Regions from separate parts of the Homo sapiens genome. Here region 1 is linked to region 2. Evidence: chromatin loops called from intact Hi-C (ENCODE). Cell type or tissue: PC-3. All regions are shown on one strand. Each heading gives the region's core, and the rest is flanking DNA. Links, peaks and the distances in the headings are about the cores only.

What was found. Hi-C counts contacts between places; a loop is a spot of excess contacts. Peaks named below come from ENCODE experiments on the same cell type or tissue, not always from the same donor. Only the 100,000 strongest peaks of a DNase experiment are listed, where the experiment ranks them.
Region 1: it touches region 2 in a loop (4-fold over the local background); 6 of 110 quality-filtered maps call a loop at or near these places.

Annotation. Positions count from the first base shown.
Region 1 is chrX:120,599,152-120,608,991 of GRCh38, forward strand. MCTS1 (MCTS1 re-initiation and release factor) reads left to right here and starts at 4,950. Exons shown (of 6, transcript NM_014060.3): 1 at 4,950-5,096; 2 at 6,256-6,408; 3 at 6,928-7,025; 4 at 9,074-9,207. The coding sequence starts at 5,086. In PC-3, for the core only: no CTCF peak of the experiment used is centred there; a DNase peak (open chromatin) is centred at 4,820; H3K4me3 peaks cover 2,915 bases; H3K27ac peaks cover 1,801 bases.
Region 2 is chrX:120,509,167-120,519,006 of GRCh38, forward strand. No RefSeq gene overlaps it. Among named protein-coding and RNA genes, the nearest start is that of LAMP2, 45 kb to the left of the region's middle. In PC-3, for the core only: a CTCF peak has its summit at 5,275 (motif pointing right); a DNase peak (open chromatin) is centred at 5,285.

The sequences.
Region 1 (9,840 bases), core at 3,288-7,287, 90 kb after region 2:
TCTGATGACCACTGATGCAAAAATCCTCGGCCGGGCACGGTAGCTCATGCCTGTAATCCCAGCACTTTCCCAGGTTGAGGTGGGTGAATCACAAGGTCAGGAAATCGAGACCATCCTGGCTAACATGGTGAAACCCTGTCTCTACTAAAAATACAAAAAAATTAGCTGGGCATGGTGGTATGCACCTGTGGTCCCAGCTACTCGGGAGGCTGAGGAAGGAGAATGGCATGAACCTGGGAGGCAGAGCTTGCAGTGAGCCGAGATCGCACCACTGCACTCCAGCCAGGGTGACAGAGTGAGACTCCGTCTCAAAGAAAAAAAAAATCCTCAACAAAATACTAGCAAACTAAATTCAACAATACATTAGAAAGATCATTCATCATGACCAACTGGGATTTATCCCTGGGATTCAAGGATGGCTCAATATACACAAACCAATCAATGTGATACAGCCTGTCAACAGAATGAAGGATAAAAACCTTCAGTTTCAGTTTGAAATAAAAACCTTTCATTTCAGTTGATGCTGAAAAAGCATTTGATAAAATTCAACATTTCCTCATGATAGAAACCCTCAATATCCGGGGATAGAAAAAACATACCTTAACATAACAAAAGTCATATACGATAGACCTGCACCTAGTATTATACTGAAGGGGGAAAAACTTAAAGCCTTTCCTCTAAGATCCAGAACATGACAGGATGCCCACTGTCATCACTGTTATTCTGAAAGTGCTAGTTAGAGCAGTCAGACAAGAGAGAGATACAAAGGGCATCCAATTTGGAAAAGAAGAAGTCAAATTATCCTTGTTCGTTGATGATATGATCTTATATTTAGAATAAACTAGACTCCATGAGAAAACTATTAGAACTGATAAATTCATTAGAATTGTAGGATACACAATCAAAATGCAAAAATTAGTAGCATTTCTATATGCCAACAGTGAACAATCTGAAAAAGAAATTTAAAAAATAATCTCATTTACAATAGCCACATGTAAAATTAAATACCTAGGAATTGACTGAACTATAAGAAGTGAAAGGTCTCTATAATGAAAAGTAAAATACACTGGCCGGGCACGGTGGCTCACACCTATAATCTGAGCACATTGGGAGTCCAAGGTGGGCAGATCACTAGGTCAGGAGTTTGAGACCAGCCTGGCCAATATGGTGAAACACCATCTCTATTAAAAATACAAAAAAAAAATTAGCTGGGCATGGTGGCACACGCCTGTAATCCTAGCTACTCAGGAGGCTGAGGCAGGAGAATTTCTTGAACCCGGGAAGCAGAGGGTGCAGGGAGCTTAGATCGCGCCACTGCACTCCAGCCTGGGCAACAGAGCGAGACTCTCTCTTGACATATAAAAAAGTCAATTCAAAATGGATTAAAGACTTAAATCTAAGACCTCAAACCATGAAACTACTGCAAGAAAACATTGGGGAAAATCTCCACAACATTGGTCTGGGCAACGACTTCTTGAGCAATACCCAACAAGTACAGACAACCAAAGCAAACATGGGCAAACTGCATTGCATAAAGTTAAAAAGCTTCTGCACAGCAAAGGATACAATCACCAAAGTGAAAAGACAACCCATGGAATGGGAGAAAATATTTGCAAACTACCCATCTGACCAGTGATTAACAACCAGAATATATAAGGAGTTCAAACAACTCTATAGGAAAAAATCTAATAATACAATCAAGAAATTGGCAAAATATTTGAATAGACATTTCTCAAAAGATGACACACAAATGGCAAACAGGCAAAAGAAAAGTTGCTCAGCATCATTGGTCATGAGAGAAATGCAAATCAAAACTACAAGATATCATCTCACCCCAGTTAAAATGGCTTATATCCAAAGACAGGTAATAACAAATGCTGGTGAAGATGTGGACAAAAGGGAACACTTGTACACTGTTGGTGGGAATGTAAATTAGTACAACCACTATGGAGCACAGTTTGGAGGTTCCTCAGAAAGCTAAAAATTGAGCTACCATATGATCCAGCAATCCTACTCCTGGGTATCTACCCAAAAAGAAAGGAAATGAGTATATCAGAGAAATATCTGCACTCCTATGTTTCTTACAGCGGTGTTTACAACAGCTAAGATTTGGAAGTAACCTAAGTGTCCATCAACAGATGTTTGGATAAAGAAAATGTGGTACAGATACACAATGGAGTACTATTCAGCCATAAAAAAATGAGATCCTGTCATTTGCAATCACATGGATGGAACTGGAGTTGACTATGTTAAGTGAAATAACCCAGGCCCTGAAAGACTAACGTCACATGTTCTCACTTATTTGTGGGATCTAAAAATCAAATCAATTGAACTCATGGACACACAGAATAGAAGGATGGTTACCAGGTGCTGGGAAGGATAGTGGGGGGTTGGGTAGTGGGGGGTTGGGTAGTGGAGGTGGGGTTGGCTAATAGGTATTAAAAACAGAAAGAATGACTAAGACCTTCTATGTGATAGCAAAATAGGGTGACTTACATGGTTTGGATGTGTCCCCCCCAAATCTCATCTTGAATTGTAATCTGCATAATCCCCACATGTCTGGGGAGAGACCTGGTGGGAGGTGATTGGATCATGGGGGTGGCTTTCTGCATGCTGTTCTTGTGATAGTGAGTGAGTGCTCACGAGATCTAATAGTTTTATAAGGGGCTCTTCACCCTTTGCTCCACACACTTCTTTCTCCTGCCACCTTGTGAAGAAGGATGTGTTTGCTTCCCCTTCTGCCATGATTGTAAGTTTCCTGAGCCCTCTCCAGCCATGCAGAACTGTGAGTCAATTAAACTTCTTTACTTTATAAATTACACAGACTCAGGTATTCTAGCAGTGTGAGAATGAACTAGTACTGTGACTATAGTCAATAATAACCTAATTGTATATTTTAAAATAAGTTAAAGAGCATAATTGAATTGTTTGTAACTCAAAGGATAAATACTTGAGGGGATGGACGCCCCGTTTTCTATGATGTGCTTATTTCACATTGCATGCCTGTACATCTCATATACCCCATAAATTTATACACCTACTAGGTACCCATAAAAATTAAAAAAAAATAATCCTGCCAGTGTGGCAGTCACCACAGCTTGGGGTCTGGACATCAGTTTCACATGTTCATAATGTCAATATTCTAAATGTTGCAGAGTTGATGGATGCTGGGAATGTGGATTCTCACTAAGGATGTTCACAAGAGAGTGTTGTATAAACCAGAATGCCAATTTATTAATTTACAAATGCAAACATAATTGTTCATGCAGATTTGATTGGAACGTAGCTAATTCTTTCCCTGTGGGCAGATCTTCATGGGAAGCCAAATTATAATCAGAATATTGTTCATACCATAGAATTAAGACAAGGTGTTAGTTGGATCATTTAAATGCATAGTACTGTTTGCTATAATTGCTCTAATGGCCCGTCTCCTCAATATGGACTAGAGTATTTACTCCCTGGGGAGACTGGTGTATTTGTTTTGGATGTCAGTGCCTACCCACCCCACCTCCTGCGTAGGGCCTTTTCAGGTTTTTAAATTTTTCCATGATTTCTTGGCTGATCAAAACCCTTGATTAGGCCAGGCACAGTAGCTCATGGCTGTAATCCCAACACTTCGGGAGGCTGAGTTCGGGGAATTGCTCGAGGCCAGGAGTTCAAGATCAGTCTGGGCAACTTAGTGAGACCCTGCCTGTCTCTACAAAAAATTAAAATTCGCCAGGTGTGGTAGTGCATGCCTGTAGTACCAACTACTCCGGAGGCTGAGGCGGGAGGGTCACTTGAGCCTGGGAAGTTGCAACTCCAATGAACCGTGATCATGCCACTGCACTCCAGCCTAGGTGACAGAGTGAGATGCTGTCTCTAAAACAAAAAACAAAGTGAAACTCTTGATTGGCATAATTTTGTTTCTCTATCAGCTTTATTTTTAAAAAAATTACATAAGTAAAACATGTCTCTTTAGCTATTATCTCTTAAATCAGATTACCTTCTGTAATAATTCTATGGGAATTATTCTACGGGAGCACAGTCATTCACGCTTGTAACCCCAGCACTTTGGGATGCCAAGGTGGGAGGACTGCTTGAGCCCAGGACTTTGCAACCAGCCTGAGCAACATAGACCCCGTCTCTACAATAATAATAATAATAATAAAAATAAAAAAATTAACCGGGCATGATGGTGTGTGCCTGTAGTCCATGCTACTTGGGAGGCTGAAGTGGGAAGATCCCTTGAGCCAAGGAGGTAGAGGCTGCAAGTGAGCCATGATAGCACCACCGCATTCAAGCCTGGGCAAGAGTGAGGCCCTGTCTCAATAAAAACCCGCAAAAAACTTTGGGAGCATCGTACGGTTGCCAGTGAATAAGGTTATAAGATAAAAAACAGGATGCTCAATTAAATTCAGCTAAACAAGCGCTGTATATTTTTAGTGTAAGTATATCCAAAATATTAATGAGGTATACTTACACTAAAACAAATATTCATTGTTTACCTGAAATGCAAATTTAAATAGGCATCCTGTATTTTCATTTGCTAAACCTGGCAATCCTACCAGCACTTTAACATGAAGCCATGAGGGTTGCCTGGATTCATGCTGGTAGGTAAGCACCAATCCATTCGGTTGCCTCAGACAGGACAGAAACCATTCCCTCTAAAAAAATCGTTTACTTTGACGATAGGTAGCAACGAAGCACGGAAGAATCTTGACCCTTTGAGGAACCCGTAACTGACGCAAGTGCCATAAATGCTACTTTGATTGATTCTCCGCCCCCTCCATTCTTCTCTTCCTGCAATTGCTCTATCACTTCTTCCCTCTCAAGTCCCGCCCTTTCAGCTACCTCCAACTGCTGAGGAACCGGTTGCCTAAAAGGAGCCGGCAAAAGCGCCTACGTGGAGTCCAGAGGAGCGGAAGTAGTCAGATTTGACTGAGAGCCGTAAAGCGCGGCTGGCTCTCGTTTTCCGGATAACGACTACAGCTCCGACTGTCAGTGCCGGCCTTCCTCGTGTGAGGGGATCTGCCGGACCCCTGCAAATTCAATTTCTTTCCCATTCCGGGCCCTTCCCTATCGTCGCCCCCTTCACCTTGGATCATGTTCAAGAAGTAAGGACATGCTGTGGCCTCCATCGGCTGCTCACAAAGGCGGTGGGGTGGGGGTGGGGAAGAGGGCGAGAGCTAAGATCCTCTTTCTCTCTCCCCCGCCCCTGCCATCCTGACTCCCTAAGGTTTTCTATAGTACTATGCTCTCACTCCCAACTTGAACACTTCTTTAAGCTTTCCATCCGTAGTCCTTAATTGGGTTTCAGTCCCTCCACTCCCATTGTTTTTTCTCCTTACCCCTCTTTCTCTTTTGCCCCCTCCCCCAATTCTGTCTCCATTCCTAGGGTTCTACCAATCACATCCGTGCACTGTGATTTAGAGGCATATTCTCTGTAGCTGAGAGGGGAGCCCTGCGCTCACTGCCATATGTTTATTAGTTATGAACTGAATAAAGGAAGGCTTGACTTCCTGGGTCATGGGAGTGAAGGAGTCTGGGTGACAGGAAGCAAGCGGCCTGTCATGCCTATTGCCTAGCTGCCAGATTAACCTTGCCTTGAAAATAACGATTGCCCCATAGGCTATTCAGTGTAAGGAAGACAAAAATTCCTTGGGAACCTACTAGTGGGTTTGCCTTCCAGATTTGGTAGACGCAAAAAGCAAAGGGGGAACATGGGCAAAGGAAGGTGGGTTTTGTGCATGAAATTTTGAGCAAAAACGAATAGGGATCTTAGAAATCATTATTATCATCACTTAAAAAAAATCTCAGCAGATTACATAGCCTAGCAGGGGCCGATTTTCTATGTTATGCTTGGGTTGGTCTTTTGTATCTCAAGAATTGAGGGTTTTGTTTTCTGATCTCAGGTTTTATTATTGGTGGGAGCCTGTGTTTCTTCCTGGGTAGAATTGAATAAGATTTTCCAGGAAAGGCATTTGTGTAGCTAATTACAGATTATGGTGCAAAGTATGTCTCATATTCCTCCCCCTAACCCCAGCTAATTGCTGTATACTTGACAGTTTATTTCAATATTGTATTAAGACATTGGTTTTGTGCTGGACAGAGTAAAAGGGAGATGGTATTTTTTTTTAAAAGAACAATTTATTTCATAATTAAGTATCTAAATACTTGGTTGGGAATAAATGACTAATTAGAACAGTACCTTTAGGTATTCTGATACCTCTACTTAGAAATGCCTTTTCTTTTCTTGCAAAAATTACTTGGCAGATTTGATGAAAAAGAAAATGTGTCCAACTGCATCCAGTTGAAAACTTCAGTTATTAAGGGTATTAAGAATCAATTGATAGAGCAATTTCCAGGTATTGAACCATGGCTTAATCAAATCATGCCTAAGAAAGATCCTGTCAAAATAGTCCGATGGTAAGTCTTTGTTTTTGTCTGTGTAAAGCTCGGTATAGCTGAATATTTAATGATTAGATTGCACTCATACTAAATGGAATTATTTTCAGATTAACTATTGATAGATTAATAATGGGGTAGACACAGAATAACTCTAAAACTCCAATATTTGTATTTTCAAAGATTTTCTATGTCCCTGAAAAAATGTGGCTTTGTGTATTGATTGTTCTAGTAAAGAGTTAAATGTTTTAGTTCAGAGTTGGATTTAATTTATTTCAGTTTGTTGTTTAGAGAATTGTTTTATTGAATTACCTAACAATGGAATTAATAAAATGTGAAATAAAATTGGTTGTAGCAGGTAATATTTTTCTTTTTTTCTCTACTGGACTTGCATGATAGGAAAAACAATGTAAACAATATTTTTTGGCCAGGATTTTTACTGACTTTTTAAGAAAGTTTATCACTGTATATGCGTGTTTTATATTGTGAATTTTTGAAAGAAAATATCTAACTTGGTACTTTGTGACATTTGTCTTACAGCCATGAACATATAGAAATCCTTACAGTAAATGGAGAATTACTCTTTTTTAGACAAAGAGAAGGGCCTTTTTATCCAACCCTAAGATTACTTCACAAATGTAAGGTTTTTTTATTTTTATTTTTTGAAATTTTACTCCTATTGCAATATTCAAATGTAAAGTCTTGTAAGAAATATGCATTTAATCAGATAAGACACTGCTGGGGGAGAAAAACAGAAATATGCATTTGGGAATACTGAAAGACACAAAAAGAGTTTAGAGTGACTTCTGATAATTGACTCATTATTTATTAGTACTAGGTAATAATGGATGTAAAACTAAAATGAATGCCCATCTTGTGGTAAATCTGAAAAATGCAGATTCTCTCATGCATTCCAGAAAGCCCAAGAAAGATCATTTATTAATTCATTCAACAAATATTTATTGCCGGGCACGGAGGCTCACGCCTGTAATCCCAGCACTTTGGGAGGCCAAGGCGGGTGGATCACCTGAGATCAGGAGTTCGAGACCAGCCTGGCCAACATGGTGAAACCCCGTCTCTACTAAACATACAAAAGTTAGCCGGGCGTGGTCACAGGTGCCTGTAATCCCAGCTACTCGGGAGGCTGAGGCAGGAGAATCACTTCAACCCGCGAGGCGGAGGTTGCAGTGAGCAGAGATCACGCCATTGCACTCTAGCCTGGGGAACAAGAGCGAGACTTAGTCTCAAAAAAAAAAAAAAAAAAAAAAAGACAAATATTTATTGAACTTACTATGTGCTAGGCATTCAGCTAGGTGCTGAGAATACAATGGGAAGCAAAGACATTGTCTCTGTCCTTAAGAAACTAATAGTCTAGTTTGGAGAATAAACAACAATTAGATAATTACGCAAATATGTATTTACAAACTGTGATAAGCATTGTGAGCATTTTCATCTTTTATATTTGTATCTATTTGCCTAATAGAGAAAAGTCTATATATGGGAAAGCATTGACTAAGTGTCCTTCCGTCCAGGTATTTCCTGTGATGTGTGTAAATGCATTTTTTTTTAAAATTGGGCTCTCTGTTACATAGTTTTTAAAAATTGATACGTCATAGCTGTACATTGTCTGCTGTTGTGGTGCCTGTATCCCCCACCACCTATATATATTTATAATAGTTGTACATATTTTAGGGGTACATGTGATATTTGATACCTTTATACAGCGTGTAATGATCAAATCAGGGTAATTAGGGTATCTGTCACCTCAAACGTTTATCTTTGTGTTGAGAAGATTACAATTCTTCTAGCTATTTTGAAATATAGAGTAAATCATTGTTAAATATAATTTCCTTATTGTACTCTCGAATACTAGAACTTATCGACCTGTATTTTTATACCCCTTAACCAACTTCTCCTCATCCCCTTGTAGTTTTTTTTTAAATTAACAGGCTTTTATTTTTTAGAGCAGTTTTAGGTTTCCAGAAAAAGTAAGCAGAAAGAATAGAGTTCCCTCTCCCCAGTTCAGATTCCCCTATGAATAACATCTTGTTTTGGAATGATACATTTGTAACAATTGAACCAGCATTGATACATTATTATTAACGCAAGTCCTTAGTTTACATTAGGGTTTACTCTTTGTATTCTACAGTTTTATGGTTTTTCCCAAATACATGTCAAGTATCTACTGTTAAAGTATCATACAGAATGGTTTTACTGGCCTAACATCCTTTGTGCTCCACCTATTCATCCTTCCTCCCCCCACTTCCCCAACCCCAGGTAACCACTGATCTTTTTAATCGTTTTTTTACTCTGCGTTTTTCACTTAACATTATATCACAAAAATTTCCCAGGGCATATTAAGTAGTCTCCAAAAACCATAGTTTTGAAATTACGGTTTTTGGAGAATACTTGGGATGCTGAGGCGGGAAGATTGCATGAGTCCAAGAGTTCAAGGTTATTGTGAGGTATTGATTGCTCCACTGTACTCCAGCCTGGGTGGCAGAGCAAGACCCTGTCTCAAAAAAACAAACAAAAAAGATTACCAATTTGGTAAACAAATGATAGTGTTTCAGAGTTTTCTTTTGTATCTGTCAGATTAATTTGGGGAAATACTGTTCAGATCCTTTGCCTTTTTCTGTTGAGTCATTAGTCTTATTATTAATATATTGTATATCTTTTCTTACAGATCCTTTTATCCTGCCACACCAGCAGGTTGATAAAGGAGCCATCAAATTTGTACTCAGTGGAGCAAATATCATGTGTCCAGGCTTAACTTCTCCTGGAGCTAAGCTTTACCCTGCTGCAGTAGATACCATTGTTGTATCCTTCCCAGGCTAAAACTGCTGAAAAATGTATTCATTGTGCTCTTATCATTACTGCGAAAGGTGTACCATCCAAGAGAACATTAGATGTACTTTTTTGAAGGTTACTGTTACTCTTATCTCATGCCTTTCTGGTTACATTTGAAGTTGTACAAAGTAATTTTATTTGTTGCTACTAAATTATCTCATCTTAGGTCGTTTCTTAGAAGTTAAATGAGAACAAGTTACAGAAGAGTCTCAGCTGCATTTCAGCCCAGTCAGGGCCTACTGTTATCAGACTTAGGACACAATAGGGAATTCTTGATTACTAGGGGAAAGGATATAGATGATATAATTGGATCAGCTTTTTGGATATCAACTTGCCACTGTAATGTTCATTTTGACTTACTGACATACGTTGGAGTGAAAGCTCTCAAAAGGGAAAAGAATTTAGGCACCAGGTATAGGTATCTCTTACCAAGCAACAATTTTGTGTTAGGAGTGAATAGTGGGAAATATTGGCAACCTCCAACTTTTATTTTGAAAATTAATTATTTGAAAAGTTGAGTTTGGGGGCCTCAGAGCACGTTTTCTCAAAGAGAAATGTCAGAGTCCCAGATGGTCCTTAAAGATCGATTCAACTCATGACATA
Region 2 (9,840 bases), core at 2,923-6,922:
CTAGTGTATACTAGAGCCTGATATGCCCAAAATACTCATTCCTAGATGACAGAATCTAGTGATCTGTTTTAGGTAGGAATTATATATACTGGTTTGAAATAATCTTTTCTTGTTCCTTTTAATTGCAAAGGAAGTGACTCTCCATTTATTAGTTCCTACACGAGAGTAGGGTGAAAAGGCTAATAGAGGCCTCATGCATTCAAAGAGGCTTGAGGTTTTCATACTACTCTTATCTTTGGTTAAAACATTTGACCTGTTTATATCTAATTTCCTCTTAAACAATCACATGCAAAACCATATTAAGGGCCGGGCGCGGTGGCTCACGCCTGTAATCCCAGCACTTTGGGAGGCCGAGGCGGGTGGATCACGAGGTCAGGAGATCGAGACCATCCCGGCTAAAACGGTGAAACCCCGTCTCTACTAAAAATACAAAAAATTAGCCGGGCGTAGTGGCGGGCGCCTGTAGTCCCAGCTACTTGGGAGGCTGAGGCAGGAGAATGGCGTGAACCCGGGAGGCAGAGCTTGCAGTGAGCCGAGATCGCGCCACTGCACTCCAGCCTGGGCGACAGAGCGAGACTCCGTCTCAAAAAAAAAAAAAAAAAAAAAACCATATTAAGTAGGATACTTGAAATTCCTGAACATTATATAAATTATGTTAAAAATTTAATATGTTTGAAAGATAAAGAGGAAAATGCTTATACAGTTATCTTTCTGCCTCATAATCCTTAACTCAAAGAGGAATTAGAAATAAACCTTTGAAAGATGCTAATTCCATAGTCTGAATTGCTGCTTGTGTTTTAGGACAGAAGTCTAATTCATTATGTAGGCCTGATTCTAAGAAAATTTGTCTTTGCTTCTCACTTGTGTTATCTTTTAAAAATCCAGCAAATTCCATACTGCCCTTTTAGGTATAATGTTAACCATTACAAATAATTTTTTTTTTAATAAGAAGTCTCACACTGTCACCCAAGCTGGAATGCAGTGGCATGATCTCAGCTTACTGCAACCTCCGCCTCCCGGATTCAAGCGATTCTCCTGCCTCAGTCTCCCGAGTAGCTGGGACTATAGGCACACGCCACCATGCCTAGCTAATTTTTGTATTTTTAGTAGAGACGGGGTTTCACTATGTTGGCAAGGCTGGTCTTGAACTCCTGACCTGGTGATCCGCCCACCTCGGCCTCCTAAACTGCTGGGATTACAGGCGTGAGCCACCGCGCCCGGCCTGAAGAATCTTATGACCACTTTTTAAAATGCTTTCACAAGATATTCACACACCAATGATTTAAACAAATCAACAAAGGAAAAATTTCTTTGTACTTAATAAAAAATTCTATCTGCCAAATGTTTAAAAAAATAACTTCTGACACATAGGCTGGGCGCGGTGGCTCACGCCTATAATCCCATCACTTTTGGAGGCCGAGGCGGGCAGATCACTTGAGGTCAGTAGTTCGAGACCAGCCTGGTCAACATGGTGAAACCGTCTCTACCAAAAATACAAAAATTAGCCAGGCGTGGTGGCGCATGCCTGTAATCCCAGCTACTCGGGTGACTGAGACAGGAGAATAGCTTGAATCCAGGAGATGGAGGTTGCAGTGAGGCAAGATCACGCCACTTCACTCCAGCCTGGGTGACAGAGTGAAACTCTGTCTCAAACAAAAACAAACCAACGAAACAAACTTCTGACATATAGTTAATGAAAAGAAAATGCGTTTATGCACAGAAGGGATTTTTAAATTAACACAAAACAATTGAATATCTAAAAGCAACTCGTGCCAATATTTATATTGCTTTCAACTTAAGAATGTCTCATTGGCTATTTCAGACTAAGAAATCTGAGAAAGATTTCATCTCTAAATAGGCACACAATATATAAAGATGTACTTTGGGACAATAACTACATAAAGGAGGAGAGGTAGAGCTGTATAGAAGCAGTTTTTATATATACTATTGAAGCTAAATTAGTATTAATTCATACTAGTTAGTTGTAAACTTAAGATGCCCATCATAATCCCCAGGGTAACCACTAAGAAAAAAACCCTAAAAGATATATATATGAAAATAAGCCAGGCGAGGTGGCGTGCACCTATACTCCCAGCTACTCAGGAGGCTGAGGAGGGAGGATCACTTGAACCCAGGAGCTCTAGTCTAGCCTGGGTAACACAGTGATACTTTGCTTCTATTTAAAAAAAAGATATGCATAAAAGGAAATGAGAAGAGAATCAAAACGGTATACTACAAAAAAAAATCAATCAAATACAACAGAAGGGGAGATTTACTCATCCTTCCCTGGTTGGATGTATACATGAGGCATATAATAGTCCCCCCTTATAAGCAGTTTTGTTTTCCCTGGGTACAGTTACCTGTGGTCAACATGGTCCAAGAATATTACATGGAAAATTCCAGAAATAAACAATTCCTAACTTTCAAATTGCATGCCATTCTGAATAGCATGATGGAATCTCATGCCGTCCTGCTCCATCCCACCCAAGATGCAAATCATTCCTTTGCCCAGCACATCCATACTGTATATACCACCCATTAGTCACTTAGTAGCCATCTTGGTTATCAGATCAACTGTTGCAGTACTGCAGTGCTTCTGTTCAAGTAATCTTTGTTTTAATTAACAATGGCCCCAAAGCACAAGAGTAGTAATGCTAGCAAATTGTTACAATTGTCCTATTTTATTGTTGTTAATCTCCTACTGTGTCTAATTTATAAATGAAGTATAGGTATGTATAGGAAAAAATGTATATATAGGGTCTGGTACTATCCGTGATTTCAGGCATCTACCAGGGGTCTTGGAACATACTCTCCTCAGATAAGGGGGGACTGCTGTACAAGCTATTAAACTGTTTTTCTCTTGTGAATCTATCTTTTGTTACAGGAGTCCATCACAATTAACAACTATGAAGGGTAGAGAGAAAATTATCTTTCCTCCCCTAGAGTTTCTGGTGATGAGGATAGGATCTCTGGGGTACCCTGCTCACTCTGGAACCTGCCAATGAGATCCCGGGGAAACTGACAGAAGCTGGCTAAGGGTAAGAATTCTTACCAAAGTCAACTCTCCTGGATCTGTCTGTAGCACCTAGTAGAGAAGAGGAAGGCAAACACTTTTCTTTGCTCCTTACTTTCTAACTTTGATTAGCAGGAGGAAAACATCTGTACCAATTGATTTTTTTGGATTATGACTCTGGCTTGATCCTTTCCCTCTCAGAGACAGCTTTTGCTTTCCTGTTGGTCTCGTGTCCTGAAAGCTTAGCTTGGCTTTCTACCTGTCCGGGCACACAGGTTATCAAGCCTGTATTTGCAGGCAGCCAACTGAAAGGTTGGCAGCCCCCAATAATATGGCCGGACAGAAATGGGGGTTGCACCCTACTTGTATCTAGGGTCCTACCAACTGTTGCCAGCTCTCAGAGGATTCTCTGTCTTTTGGCTATCTCTGGGAGTGGTTCTGGATCTTGGCAGTTGGGGGGAGGGCTGTATCTTTGCACCCTCTATGAAGACACCCCTTATACCCACAGTTAAGCCATTAAGGGCTTATTGGTTTTGGTCAAGTCACTCGATAAATATAACTCTGAAAATATCCCCAGTGGGGTGACATGAATTGCATGCCAGGTTCTGGACAGAAATATAGTTAAAAATTAATCAGGCTGCCCTTTGGCCCACTTTCCTTTTGCTGAAAGTCATGTAGTACTAGATACTGACTATTTGCATTCCCATTGTTCCTATAGATAGGATCTCTGACATTGGAATTATAAGGCTTTCGTTTAAAGACTGCTTAAGATATTCTCAGGATCCTGAATTCTAGTGGAAAGGCTGAAGCCAACCAGTTTCAAGACCCTCAGAGAGGAACCAAATCAGCACAAGAATATACTTGTTTCTTTTTTTAAGATAGAGTCTTGCTCCTCAGCCAGGCTGGAGTGAAGTGGCACAATCATAGCTCACTAAAGCCTCAAACTCCTGGGCTTAAGTAATCCTCCAGCCTCAGCCTCCTTAGTAGCTGGGGCTACAGGTAGATACCACTACACCCAGCTAATTTTAAAAAATTTTTTGTAGAGATGGGGTCTCCCTATGTTAGCCAGGCTGGTCTTGAACTACTTCCCTCAAGCAATCCTCCTGCCTTGGGCTCCCAAAGTGTTGGGATTATAGGCATCAACCTGGCCAAGAATACAGTTTCTTCATCTCCAAGTCCTATGACTTCATCCTGCACTCTTCAACCAATCAACAATCTCCACACTTTGGCCCACTCCAAAACCCTTTAAAACCCTAACCTCAAATTCCTTGGGGAGATAGATTTGAGGTTTCCTCCCATCTCTTTAATTATCCTACCATTAAACTTCTTTCTCGGCCGGGCGCAGTGGCTCATGCTTGTAATCCCAGCACTTTGGGAGGCTGAGGCAGGTAGATCACTGTAGGTCAGGAGTTTGAGACCAGCCTGGCCAACATGGTGATACCCCGTCTCTACTAAAAATAAAAAAATTAGCTGGGCGTGGTGGTAACGCGCCTGTAATCCCAGCTACTCGGGAGGCTGAGGCAGGAGAATTGCTTGAACCTGGGAGGCATGGGCTGCAGTAAGCCGAGATTGTGCCACTGTACTCCAGCCTGGGTGACGGAGCGAGACTCCGTCTCAAAAACAAAAAACAAAAACCTCTTTCTCTGCTGTAACCCAGCATCTCAGCATATTGATTTGCTGTGTACATTGGGCAAGAAACATATTATGATTACACCTTTGGTTTAAAAGAAAAAAAAAGGAGTTCAATTCTGCCAGGAATATTCTCTATTCTTTTTGATCCTGTTCCTTCCATGGAAACCTCAGTCAACTGAAATTCCTTTCTCAAAATCCTGCAAACTATATGCTCTGCCAACTCTGGCCACCTCCTTTTCGTTGACACAATTTTGCTAATAACTTGAAACTTCATTGGCTTCTTCAGAAAACTTAAGATCTCCCCAAACTGGTGCTAAGACCTCTTCCTCCCCGTTGCTTCTGCTCCTCCTTCTGCCACTTTCGATCTTTAATTCAGTTTCTTTGAACCTTGATCTGTTCCCCCTCCAAGCCCCTACCTCCTCCATCCTTCTGTCCACTACTGTGAGACCTTTTACCTTCCCACTCCAGCCCCTTAGTCTCTTGAACTGTAGAACTCTGGCTCTCAAGAGACTTAGGGACATCCAAAAGCAATTACATGAGGCTAAAAAGAAAAGGAAGGCTAGTTAGAAATAGACTGGATATTTCATCCACTCCGATGGGCTTTGGAGATAGACAACCACTAGGTGTCTCCTCAGTCACCTACATTTTAGTCCACAGCCTCATGACTGACCTCTGGAAATAGGCAAATATGCTACAAAACTCCTAGGAGAGAACTTTCATCCTTTCTCTGTGTCTTTGAGATGTAAAATTTCTTCTCTAGGGCCTGAGGGCTATCTCTTTTGAAATGAAAATCTCAAGGAGATGACTCTCACCTGAAGGAAAAAAAAGGAGCTGTTTGGAAATTGGGCAAATGAAGAATCTTGTCTTTTCCACAAATACTTGTAAAAACCTTTAGCCATCTGAGTAGGTAACCTTAACTTACTCTATCTGCTAGAAACACAATTTAGATACAGCTATTCTCTTACAAACGAGTGAGTTTCATATTATTGTACCTGATACATGGCTAAAATTTTTAAATGAAAGCTGTAAAATCTGTTTGTATCTGTATGTTTATGTATGTCTCTGTAGATATGACATTTTTCTATCCCCATGGTATTATGTAGTTTGTAAACAAGGTCTACTTCACTGGCTTTAAGAAAAATAAACCTGGCTGAGTGTGGTGCTTAGGCTTGTAATCTTAGAACTTTGGGAGGCCCAGGCAGGAGGATTGCTTAAGGTCACCCTCAGCAACATAACGAGATCCTCGTCTCTACAAAAGAAAATTTAAAAATTAGCTAGCCATAGTGGCTTGTGCATGTAGTCCTAGCTACTTAGGAGGCTGAGGCAGGAGAATTGCTTGAGCCCAGGAGTTCCAGGCTGCAGTGAGCTATGATCCTGCCATCGCACTCCAGTATAAGTAACAGAGACCACGTGTCCAAAAAAAAAAAAAAAAAAATGCCGAGCATGGTGGCTCACGCCTGTAATCCCAGCAGTTTGAGAGGCCGAGGCAGACAGATCACCTGAGCTCAGGAGTTCAAGACCAGGCTGGGCAACATGGCGAAACCCCATCTCTACAAAAAATACAAATATTAGCCAGGTATGGTGGCATGTGCCTATGATCACAGCTACTCGGGAGGCTGAGGCAGGAGAATTGCTTGAGCCCAGGAGGCGGAGGTTGCAGTGAACCAAGATAGCGCCATTGCACTCCAGCCTGGGCGACAGAGCAAGACTGTCTCAAGAAAAAAAAAAAAGGACAGAAAGAGAAACTTACATAAATTAAGTATTCTCTTAGAAAACAGAAGAACTAACCCAAATGCTTTTCAAGTTCACTTGACTGGTAATCTTTGGTAAATAATACTGTTGGTTTAGTTAAAAAAAAAAAAAAGAAAAGAAAATGCCTTCAGAGTTGTCAGCATCAGCATTAAATATAATGCAGACACACAACTTTTATTCTGAGTTTACTAGTCGAGTAAGCTTATGTTATTTCTACTAGATGTTTATGATTATAAAATTAATTCAACCAAGAATAAATATATAAGTAAAAATGCAGTATTTGTTACTTCATATATATCAAGTACAGCAGTGAACAAAAAACCCATGAATTTAAAAAGAAACACACACAAGAGACGGCAGTAATAAAGGATTAAGGAACAAAAAAAATATGATACATAGAAAACAAATAGCAAAATGACAGAAGTCCTTCCTCATCAGTAATTATTTTAGATGTAAAAAAATTAAACTCTCCAATTTCAAAAGTCAGAGATTGGCAGAATGGATTTAAAACCAAGATCTAACTATAAATTGTCGACAAGAAACTCACTTTAGGTTCTAGACACAAACAAGTTGAAAGAGAAAGGATGGAAAAAGACATTGCAAGCAAACCAAACCAAAAGAGGGCTAGGGTTGCTCCACTAATGTCAGATAAAATAGACTTTTAAGTAAAAAAGTGTATTATTACAAGAGACAACAATAATATATATTGATATAGGGGTAAGGTATTAATAATCATAAACAGACATACCTAACAGTCCCACTATATATGAAGTAAAAACTGGTAGAATTGAAGGCAGAAATAGACAGTTCTACAATAATGGTTGAAGACTTCAATACCCCACTTTCAATAATGGATAATACTAGACAGAAGATCAATAAGGAAATAGAAAAACTGAACAACACTACAAACCTACTTGGCTCGGTAGACATATACAGAACATTCCACACAAAACAGTAGAATACACATTCTTCTCAACTCCACATGAAACATTCTCCAGGATAAATCACGTTAGGCCACACAACTCTCAATAGATTTAACAAGACTGAAATCATATACTATCTTCTCTGGCCACATGGAGTAAAATTAGAAATCACTAATAGACCAGGTATGATGGCTCTCGCCTGTAATCCCAGAAATTCGGAAGACCAAGATGGAAAGATTGCTTCAGGCCAGGAGTTCAAGACTAGCCTGGGCAACATAGGGAGACCCAATCTCTGCAAAAATTTTTAAAAAATTAGCTGGGTGTGGTGGCATGCACCTGTAGTCCCAGCTACTCAGAAAGATCGCTGAAGCCCAGGAGTTTAGGCTGCAGTGAGCTGTGACTGTGCCACTGCACTCCAGCCTGGGCAACAGGGTGATACCGTCTCAAAAAAAAAAAAAAAAAAAAAGAAAAACATAGAATAGACTCAAGTTACTAAAATCAGAAATGAAAGTGGGATATTACTACTGATCTTGCAGAATTAAAAAGGATGATAAAAGATTGCCATGAGGCTGGGCACAATGGCTCACGCCTGTAATACCAGCACTTTGGGAGGCCGAGGTGAGAGGATTGCTTAAGAGTTTGAGACCAGCCTGGGCAATACAACAAGACCCCATCTCTACAAAAAAATTAAAAAAAAAAAACTAGTTAGGTGTGGTAGTGAATGCCTGTGGTCCCAGCTACCTGGGATGCTGAAGTAGGAGAACTGCCTGAACCTGGGAGATCTAGGCTGCAGTCAGCTATCATCGTGCCACTGCACTCCAGCCTGGGTGACAAGAGTGAGACCCTGTCTCAAAAAAAGAAAAGAGGATTGCTATCGACAATTGTATGCCAACAAATTAGATATCTAAGAGAAAATCGAGGCAAGTGGATCACAAGGTCAGGAGATCGAGAACATCTTGGCTAACATGGTAAAACCCCGTCTCTACTAAAAATACAAAAATTAGCTGGGCGTGGTGGTGTGCGCCTATAGTCCCAGCTACTCTGGAGGCTGAGGAAGGAGAATCTCTTAAACCCAGGAGGCAGAGGTTGCAGTGAGCCGAGATCACACCACTGCACTCCAGCCTGGGCGAAAAGAGCGAAACTCCATCTCAAAAAAAAAAAAAAAGACACGAAAAAAACAAACAAACAAAAAAATACAAATTCCTAGAAATATACAAATGACCTAAAACTGATGCAAAAAGAAATAGAAAATCTGAACAGACCTGTAGGATACTAAATAATCGAAAACATCCCCCAAAAGAAAAGCCTGGTACCAGACAGCTTCACTAGTGAATTCTCTTTTTTTTTTCATCATCCTCTGACTTTCACACTGGTGAATTCTGTTAAAGAAGAATGAACACCAATCCTTCTGAAAGTCTTCCAAAAAACAGAAGACCAAATACTTGATAGTTCATTGTATAACACTAGCATTACTCCGATACTAAAGCTGGATAAAGATACTGCAAGAATAGTACAGATCAATATTCCTTATGAATATAGATGCAAAGATCTTCAAAAAATAATAGCAAATCAAATCCAACAACATACCAAAAGGATTAGACAACATGACCAAATGGGATTTATGCCAAGAATGCAAGGGTGATTCTACATATGAAAACAAATCAATGTATTACACCACATGAATAGAATGAAGGAAATAAACCACATGATCATCTCAATTGATGCAGAAAAAGCATCTGACAAAGTTCAACACCCTTTAATGACAAAAACATTCAGAAAGCTAAGAATGAAAGAAAACTTCCGGCCGGGCAGTGGCTCACTCCTGTAGTCCCAGCAATTTGGGAGGCCAAGACGGCAGATCAATTGAGGCCAGGAGTTCGAGACCAGTCTGGGCAACACAGTGAGACCCCTGTCTCTATTAAAAAAATGTTAATTAGCCAGGTGTGGTGGCAGGTGCCTGTAGTCCTAGCTACTTGGGAGGCTGAGGTGGGAGGATTGCTGGAGCCCAGGAGGTAGAGGCTGTAGTGAGCCATGACTGTATCATAGCACTCTAGTCTGGGTGACAGAGCGAGACTCCATCTCTAAAAAACTAAATAAAAGAGAAAGAAAACTTCTTCAATAAGATAAAGGGCATTTATAAAACACCCACAGGTAACATCATACTCAATGGTGAAAGACTGAAAGCTTCCCACCTAAGAACAGAAACAAGTCAAGAATGCTCACTTTAGCTACGTATTTAACATTGTTGAAATCTCCACTCAGAGAAATTAGGCAAGAAATTGAAGGCACCCAAAATGGAAAGGAAGAAGTAAACTGTAGATGGCAAAGATGCTATAAATAGAAACTCCTTAAAAATCCACAAAAATTCATAAGAGCTAGCAAACGAATCCAGCAAAAATGCCAGATACAAGATAAACATGCAAAAATCAGCTGTATACAGTTGTATACACTGGCAATGAATAGCATGAAAAGTAAATTTAGAAAACAATTACATTTATGATAGCACCAAAAAGAACAAAA